2 separate regions of the Homo sapiens genome follow, and region 2 is linked to region 1. The links are chromatin contacts, found by Hi-C or POLR2A ChIA-PET in ENCODE. All regions are on one chromosome and are shown on one strand. The core of a region is the stretch at or near the end of the contact, and the rest is flanking DNA. Distances in the headings are between cores, read along the strand shown.

Evidence for each region. Hi-C counts contacts between places; a loop is a spot of excess contacts on that map. ChIA-PET counts read pairs that join two places held with the same protein, here RNA polymerase II (POLR2A). Pooled maps may share reads with other maps.
Region 2: a map of heart left ventricle shows a loop between it and region 1 (2.8-fold over the local background). The contact joins two enhancer-like sites. A Hi-C loop is called at or near these places in 6 of 168 maps with a recorded cell type or tissue (Right ventricle myocardium inferior, gastrocnemius medialis, heart left ventricle and 1 more) and 9 of 50 pooled maps. POLR2A ChIA-PET finds 5 or more read pairs at or near these places in 1 of 52 experiments (activated T-cell).

What each region holds. Positions count from the first base shown.
Region 1 is chr6:5,762,886-5,766,903 of GRCh38, forward strand. The region is part of intron 6 of FARS2 (phenylalanyl-tRNA synthetase 2, mitochondrial); the gene reads left to right. Among named protein-coding and RNA genes, the nearest start is that of NRN1, 240 kb to the right of the region's middle. RefSeq lists an enhancer at 1,510-1,699. Within about 2 kb of position 1,611, at least 7 of the 41 ENCODE cell types and tissues checked have a DNase peak (open chromatin) inside an H3K27ac peak, as active enhancers do.
Region 2 is chr6:5,624,551-5,628,697 of GRCh38, forward strand. The region is part of intron 6 of FARS2 (phenylalanyl-tRNA synthetase 2, mitochondrial); the gene reads left to right. Among named protein-coding and RNA genes, the nearest start is that of FARS2-AS1, 170 kb to the left of the region's middle. RefSeq lists an enhancer at 2,600-2,869. Within about 2 kb of position 2,606, at least 3 of the 41 ENCODE cell types and tissues checked have a DNase peak (open chromatin) inside an H3K27ac peak, as active enhancers do.

The sequences.
Region 1 (4,018 bases), core at 361-2,860:
GGAGCTGGGGGAGGCACCGCTCAGAATGGCCCCACAGGAGCGTCAGGCCCAGGACAGACCGTTGTGAGAACGAGGAGGAGAACCTCCTCTCCTCCTCTGGGGAGTGCGTGTATGGTATTTGCGAAATAACAAAGGGAATAGATGGAGGGGGCGAAGAAGTGTCCAGAGCATTGTTAACTGATGGAGCCCCATCATCTGCACGATGGCTTTCTCAGTGGGCCCTGCCACGCTGCACTTTGCCCTCATTAGGCCAGCGTGCTTCCCTCCGGCTCCCATCGCTCATATCATGGGCCCATCCTAGCCTTGCCCTTTCTTCCTGTGCAGGCTCTGGGAATGCTGGAGGATTGCTTGAGCCTAGGAGTTTGAGATTGGCCTGGGCAACATAGCGAGACCCTGTCTCTACATGAAATCAAAAAATTAACTAGATGTGGTGGTGCATGCCTGTGGTCCCAGCTTTTCAGGAGGCTGAGGTGGAAGGATTGCTTGAGCCCAGAAGGTCGAGGCTGCAGTGAGCCATCATTGTGCCACTGCCACTGCACTCCAGCCTGGGTGACAGAGCAAGACCATGTCTCAAATAAATAAATAAATAAAAGGATCTCTTCTGTCTTCTGAGGTGACTCCTAGGATTCTAGAGCCAGAAGGAGCCTCAGAGCACATTTATTCCACTCCTGTCACTGGGGGCAAAAATGAGGCCAGTAGAGGTTAAATGACTCGCCCAGATTCACACAGTCATCACAGGAGCTTGGGCTGGCACCCAGGCCTCCTGCCTCCAGGCCTGTGTCCTCTTCTTGCATTAAGCCCAGAGCAGTTCATTAGGAAAACCGTATAGAGTCATGAGACCCTAAGTCTCATGATCAGAATTTCATCTTCTCTTCCCTTTTGGTTTTTTTTTTTTTTTTTTAACATAGAGAAGGTAAAGGGGGAAAATGATTTACTTAGTTTCCAGACCACTTATTTAAATCCTGCCCAATCTGACTTCCACTCCTCACTTCACTGTTGCAGCCAAAGCTAACTAATGCATCCGTGCTCCAGGGGAAGGAATCTCTTCCCATCCTCAGTCCAAAGTCAGAGTCCAAACTCTGAGGAGGGTAAAAGAAACACAGGAAATACAAGTCCCTCACCCCCACAGCCTCATTACACTCTCCAATAAGCCACAGGAGTAAAGGAGGAAGATGGGGCGGATGCGTAGGTATGGAGCGCCTACTCTGGGTGGCTGGCTCTGTATTAACACTCTACACGCCCCCTCATTCAGTCCTCACAAACCCTGGAAAGCAAGTTTTGTTCGCCTCACTCTGCAGATGGAGTTATTGAGGCGAGAAGGGTGATGTAAGCTGCCCAGAGTCGCACAGCTAGCAAAGGGCAGAGCAGGAATTAGAACCAAGTTTCTCTAGCTGCAAAGTCTGGTTCTCCACTCCACCATGCCCATTCACTTCTATATTTTCAGGAGAGGCCATGGAACCTGTCCTCACTTCCTCCTCCTCCTCCTGCCTTACTGTGCCTCTTGCCCGAGTCCAGCCCTACCCACTAAAGCATTGCACGTATTGACCCTCGCAGCCATGCACAGTGCCTCTGACGTGGGCAGCTCCAGACTGAGCTTCTGCATCAGACAAGCAGGAGACAGATGAGGAGTGAGCCGGGGAAACCCAGTGTTTGTTACTCTGAAAATGGAAGCTGCCCCGTGACAGCATCTTCTCTCCCGTTGAGTAATCCCTGCATGAATAGATGGCAGCTGCAGTGACTGCTGGTCATATGTGATCTATTCTGGGAGGTGTTGAGCGCACCATCCAAGAACATGAAGTCGCTGCTCTGTCACAGATGGAGAAGCAGACTATTGTGGATGTTGCAGGAGCTGGGATTTGGCTGGATCCCCTGGAAAGGTTTTATTTTGAGTGCAGAGCCTGTTTGGTTGCCAGGGTAAACCAAGTGGTTGTATGATAGAGGAATTCCAACCCTCGCTAACACTCTGACCCCTTGTGCCAGCTTTCCAATAAGGCTTGAGAGTTCTTTAGAAAATCTCCTTCTTGGCACACTTTGAACTGGAGAGCAGTGACACTCTTGGCAGTGCTTTTGGTACTTGTTAGTTGTATCACTTAAGTTGATCGGGAAAAGAAAATAATCACTGGGGAGGGACCCCTTTTAAACATTTATAGTTTTGAGAATGCTTCACTGATCCAGCCCTGACTATACTCAGCACCTATACATCCTTGTCTTTGGTCTAGGGGCTCTGGTAGGAGGCGGCATTGAAATATGCCATCCCCTCCCTGCTGTTGCATTCTGCCGTCCAGCCCAGCTCTCCCATTGGCCCACACGGGGCTGCCCCTCTGGCCCTGGCTCTCGGCTTCCACACAAGCAGCTACTCTTGTACAGGATGGTAAAGTTAGGTGGCATTCACACTGGAGCAGGGACCAGGATCCAAGTGAAAGTAAGTTTCAGGAAAAGCTTGAGTCATGTTTCCAGTTTCAAGAGCCAGGCTGAATCTCTCAGAAGGGGAGCTGACGGGCGGCAGTGGGAGAGTGGAAGAGGTGGGCCCTGGGCACAGCATGTACTATGGCATCGCTCATCACCTGCCAATGGCAGGGAGCGTGGGCTGTCTTATATTCTGTTTGCCCCTCTCAAGAGGTAAGCTCCTAGCAGGCAGGATAACCTGAAGCCCTCTGGTGGGCCCTGTAGTGCCGCACTGTACTAGACAAACAGCGCGTGTCAGTGTTCTCGGGGAGGTGGGAGAAATTATGCACTGAAGAGCAAATCTCGGGAGAACATGAGGTTCCACGTGGGGTGCGGTGTGGCTGACTTCATCGCCAAGCAAGTACCAGCCCCTCCTGCTGTCATGGGCGTACTAGGGAACAGTCCTTTGCTCAGCCGGCTCCTGGGTTTCTGCAGGACCTCAGCAGGCTGCTAACTCCCGGATGTGAGCTGGTTGAGGGCAGATACTGGGTCCCCTTCATGTGCTTCTCTGTGTCCAACTCAGTGACTGAAACATGCTGTTTGTTGAATAACTAAAGGAATCTATGAATAAACTGGTGACAATGGAAGCCCCAGAGGTTCAAACATTCTAAGATGCCTATACCAAAATCTTTAAAAAAAATCAAACTCTATCCAGTGACCAACTCATTTTAGCCAATACCCCAATGCAATGAAATTGTAGCACCAAAAAAATTTTTTTAGAATCTCTCTTCAAACTCCTTATAATGGGATTTGACCTCTCAGACTTAGTAATGGGCAATCTGGTTTACTTTGCCTATGAGTAGAAGCTGTGAAGTACATAAAAGAGAACTTTTGTTTGCCTCTAAAACTCCAGGTAGTCAGTGCAGCCTGTTCTGTCCTTCGGGGCAGGCTTCTTGTCCTGATGAGTGTGCCTGCGTGAGTTGGGGGAGGACAGTAGCAACCTCGTGGTGCCCACCCCGGCCCCCATGCTCTTACCCTTCCTTTCTTACCCTTGCAGCCATCCCATTTTCCCAGCCAGCTGTCTGGCTTCCCAGACCACCTTTTAATGCCCCTATAAGCAGGAAAGACATTAAATCGTCTGTGCCCCAGGCACAGCCCACCCCACTCACAGTCATTCTTCCTGTCCAGCTGTGCCCTCTGTTGGTGGAAGGGCAGAGCCAGAGAGGAGCATGGGCTCATTCCATCTCATTTTTTAACAGAACAGTTAAAAGAAATTACTCTTCTCCATAACTTGCAAACCTTGTCACTTCTTAGAGGACATTGGGATTAAAGGAAGAGGGTGACAGTTAATAGCTGGGCTCTGAAACCAGATTTCCTAGTTTTTATTATTTTAATTGAGGAAAAATTGACATAACATTAACCATTTTTTAAAGTGTACAATTCAGTGGTATTTAGTATGAGAACAGTGTTGTGCAACCATCACCTCTATCTAGTTGTAAAATATGTCATTACCCCAAAGGAAAACCATATCCCTATGAAGCAGTCTCCCCTATGACCCCTGGTAACCATCAGTCTGCCTTCTATCTCTATAGATTCCCCTTTTCTGGATATCTTCTGTAAATGGAATTGTACA
Region 2 (4,147 bases), core at 1,356-3,855, 140 kb before region 1:
ACACCTTCATGAAATCCTTTTTAACTTTCACTTAGCGGTTTTCAGCGAGTCTTTGGCTATTGTCTTCCCTTGGCATCCTGGGCACCTTTTTGTAGTGTGGCGATGGAATGCTCTCTTTCCAAGATGAGGGATGAGAGTAACTCACATCCTTTGATGTTCCCTGCCCCACCCCCTCATGATTAGATTCAAGCAAGTTAAACACACACCAAGAGCAACCTGTGACATGATATAAGTCACAGAATTGCTGGCAGAAATGGGGTAGGGTGGGGCGGCCCCGCCCCCGCCCCCTCATTTTGGGCAGTTATGAGTGACACTCTGAATTGTTCGAGGTTTTTAAACTTGTGCCCTCCGTTCACAAGATCACTTCTTTCTGGCTACCACCCAAATTCGATGTCCAGAGCCAGCATGGGAGTCTGCCCCTCATCCCCGCCTAACTCACTGTCCATCCACCTGTGTCTCCTGAGTTCTTCCCATCCCACACATGGCTCAGCCTTGAATGTACCATAGCTCCCACAGTTAATGATATTGTCTTGAAAACGAAGAGATTTATGAATTTGGATACATCCTGGCCCCTTCAGAGGGACCATTATCTTGACTGTAGATCTTGGAGTTAGGTCTCTAAAGACAGGCCTGTGATTTGTGAGAAAGTCTCAAGGATATGCAGGTAACACCTACTGGAGTCACGCTTCACCAGTTCACATTTCTGAGCAGCACAGACAGGTCTGGCAGTCTTGGGCCTCACGTTGCTGGTCTTCTCCAGAGCAAGAAACAAGCTGGGCTCCAGGATCACACAAGCAGGGCCGCGACTGACACAGGGGTGCAGGCTGAGGCAGCTCCCATGTCTCTTGTGCTAATTCTTTTCTTTAATTTGCTCATAACTGAGGCTTGAGTAGCAGCCAGGAGGGTGAACCAAAGAAGGCAAGGGGCCAGCATAGACAGGGATGAGGTCAGCCCCGGGGGGAGGGACTGATGATGTGCACAGATGTCTGCCAGGGGTCCTAATGGCACCCAAGATCCTGGGTGTCTGTCTTAGGAGGGATGTTTGGTAGAGAGACAAGTGGCCAGTGGACACTGTGGATATGTGTGGTGGGGCAGATGAGTGGTCACAGAGAAATAAGGCTTAGGGGGACAGCGATCCAGTCATTGGCAGAGTGGAGTCCTAGGTAAGGCCCAGTTACAGAGGAATGTGGAGGCCACAGCCTGGGATGCGGGACTCTGCTGTTACAGCAGAATCATCAGCAAGGCTGCCCGCCTGCCCTGATGGTGAGCCGCTGGCCAGGCTCCAGATGGTCTCTCCGGAGAGGTGGGACTGGGCTTGGAATCACAAGGCTGAATCTCAGATGCGCAGGTGGTGGGGATGGTTAAGTTAGAACATCCAGGCATCCAGCAGGTCTTTACAGAGGCTTCAGCTGGTTTTTTGCTTTGTTTCTGTTTTGTTTAATAGTGTACAGCTTCATAGTGATCTACATATTCATGTATGGTTTAGAGCCAGGGAAGGTGTTATCATGATTGGAATTTAATTGGGTGTCTAGTAAGGAAAAAGCAAGGTAGAATGTTCCATGACATTTACAGGAAGAAGATAATGCCTGAAGGAGGCCTGGTACGAATGAGGGAATCCCTGTTTTCTAGTGGGAACTACCTCAAGGAAAAGGCACTCATCAGACACGTAGGAAATGAGTTCTCAGACTCAGACATCCCCAGCCTGCAGGTCCAGATGAGGGTACGTAATAATGTTCATACTCAGATATCCCAAGTGCATCGCCACCTACCTGCTGTCATGGATCCCAGTATCCCGCAGAGCCCCCCAGAAGTATTTCTGTAGGTCCCAGGGGGTGTCCACAGCAAGCTAACTTCCACTGGACATGACAGTGACTCCCATTGGGCCCCCAGGGGACACCACCGTTGAGGCTTTGGGGCCATCATGGTGTCCAGTGGTATTTCAGAGCTGTACGTTTCCCCACTGTCAACTTGTCACCTGGGACTTAAGCAACTCAGCTTTGAGCCCCGCCTTTCTACCAGCCTTGCAAAGCCCCTCTCCCACATCCTCCTTAGGCTTTCCCTCCAGGTAAACCCATGCAAATAAAGGTTTGGATATTTCACCTCAGACCTGGTTAGATCTCAGTTTTGACTAATTTCTTTTCCATGGGAGCACAGTTCAGAGATGAGGACAAAATCAACAAAATTCCAGTTACCTAATAATCTTTTGTGAACATAACTATAGTCATGCATCACTTAACGACGGGGATACATTCTGAGAAATTCGTCATTAGATTTTGTTATGTAAGTATTATGGAGTGTACTTACACAAACCTAGAAGGTGCAGCCTACTGCACACATAGGCTGTATGGGGTACAGTGTAGCCTATTGCTTCTAGGCCACAAACCTGCACAGCATGTTACTGTATTGAATACTGTAGGGAGTTGTAACACAATGTTAAGTACAGTATCTGAACATATCTAAACATACTTCATAAAAGTGGCAGCGTAGTAGGTTTGTTCACACCGCATCACCACAAATGCATGAGTAATGTGTTGCTCTGTGACTTTACACTGATGATAATGTCACTGGGTGATAGGTAGCTTTCAGCTCCACTATAATCTTATGGGACCATCATTGCATATGCAGTCTTTCTTTGACTGAAATGCCGTTGTGCAGTGCATGACTGTATTTTATAAGATGAGCCTAATTTGTGTTATACTTCTCGGGAATGAAGGCATACCCTGCAGTAGGTTTTGGATTCTGTGTTTGACAGATGTGGCTGCTTTTCTTTGCTTTCACTTTCCCCTAAAGGAAATAACAGTAGTAAGATGAAGAAAGAGGAAACTAGTAGTGAAAATTAAGCAGGTGAAATATTTATATAAGGCAGGACAGCTGTGGTCTAGACATTTACACAGAATTTTACTAGAGTAATTGCTTATCTCAGAATTCATTCAATATGCTAATTTCTCGTAGCAGATTGCCTGTCCGGCAATGCACATGGCATACAATTTTTGAAATTCTGCAGTGATGATGGAATAAGCATTTCTAACCCATTTCTCTGTTATAGCAATTGCCACATTGCCTGGTGTTTATACGTCTTTTCATCACTGCACTGAGTTACTATCAATTACTGGGTCTTTAGCTTTCTACTATATTTGGGATATAGAACAGAGTAAGTACTCAATACGTATTTTTGATGAATTAATGATAAAGAGAAAGAAATTCCATCAACAACGTATGTTATATTGTTTTTTCTCCAGAGGTAACTAACCTAACTTGATATATAGGCCACAACTTAACCTCAGTTGGCAGTGTTTTCCAGCTAGGTGACCAGAACTCTTTACTATCCATTATGATGATTTCTTGAAAGGGAGAAACTGACTAGGGTGGAGAATACTCCTTAGAAACAGAAGTTGGGTCCTAAGTAAATTGATGATTTAAAAATTATTTGGTGCAGGCCAAATATTCAGATAGGGAAAAGGAAAAAAGGAAACAAAAAGAGAAGGGATTTTAACGAGGTTGGTCATATCCTATACAAAATACAGTTTTAAACTCTTTAGCTTCCAGGAGCAGAAAACTGTAGGAAGTATGTAAATTATTCACGGTTACCTGGGAAACCCTTTCTGACAGGAACGGGGGAGATCACAGGGTTGGATGGAAATTCAAGCAGTCAAATTGTAATGTGTTTGTGTGTAAGTTTGCTTGTTTGTTTGCCACAGATGAGGAACAGGGAAAATTTCTGAAGGAAGGTAACATGAAAGGAAGAAAAAAGCTTGTCTGTACAGGGAAGGCAGAGAAACTTCAGGTCTCTTGAAGGTGTAATTTCCAAACCACTCTGTCCCTAGACCATCCTATTTGGAGTGACAGCAATAGTGGACCTCTGACCCGGGCTGTCAGAACCCCTTTCTAGAAGCAGCTTCTTCCCGCAAAGGCATGGTCAGTAAGGGAGCCTCCACGTTGGCAGAGTGGGACTCCACGCTTTGGCCCCGTGGACAGATCTGAAGATGGGCACCCAGCAAAGCTGGGCAGGCGAGGCCTCTTCTCTGTAATGTTTGGACAGAAAACCAAAGGGCGCTTGGATTACTCCTCCAGCGGCTGAAGCTGTGAGTACCTAGGAACCATCCCCGGCCACGTTTCCCATCAAGGGGAGAATGTGGTGAACAGAGAT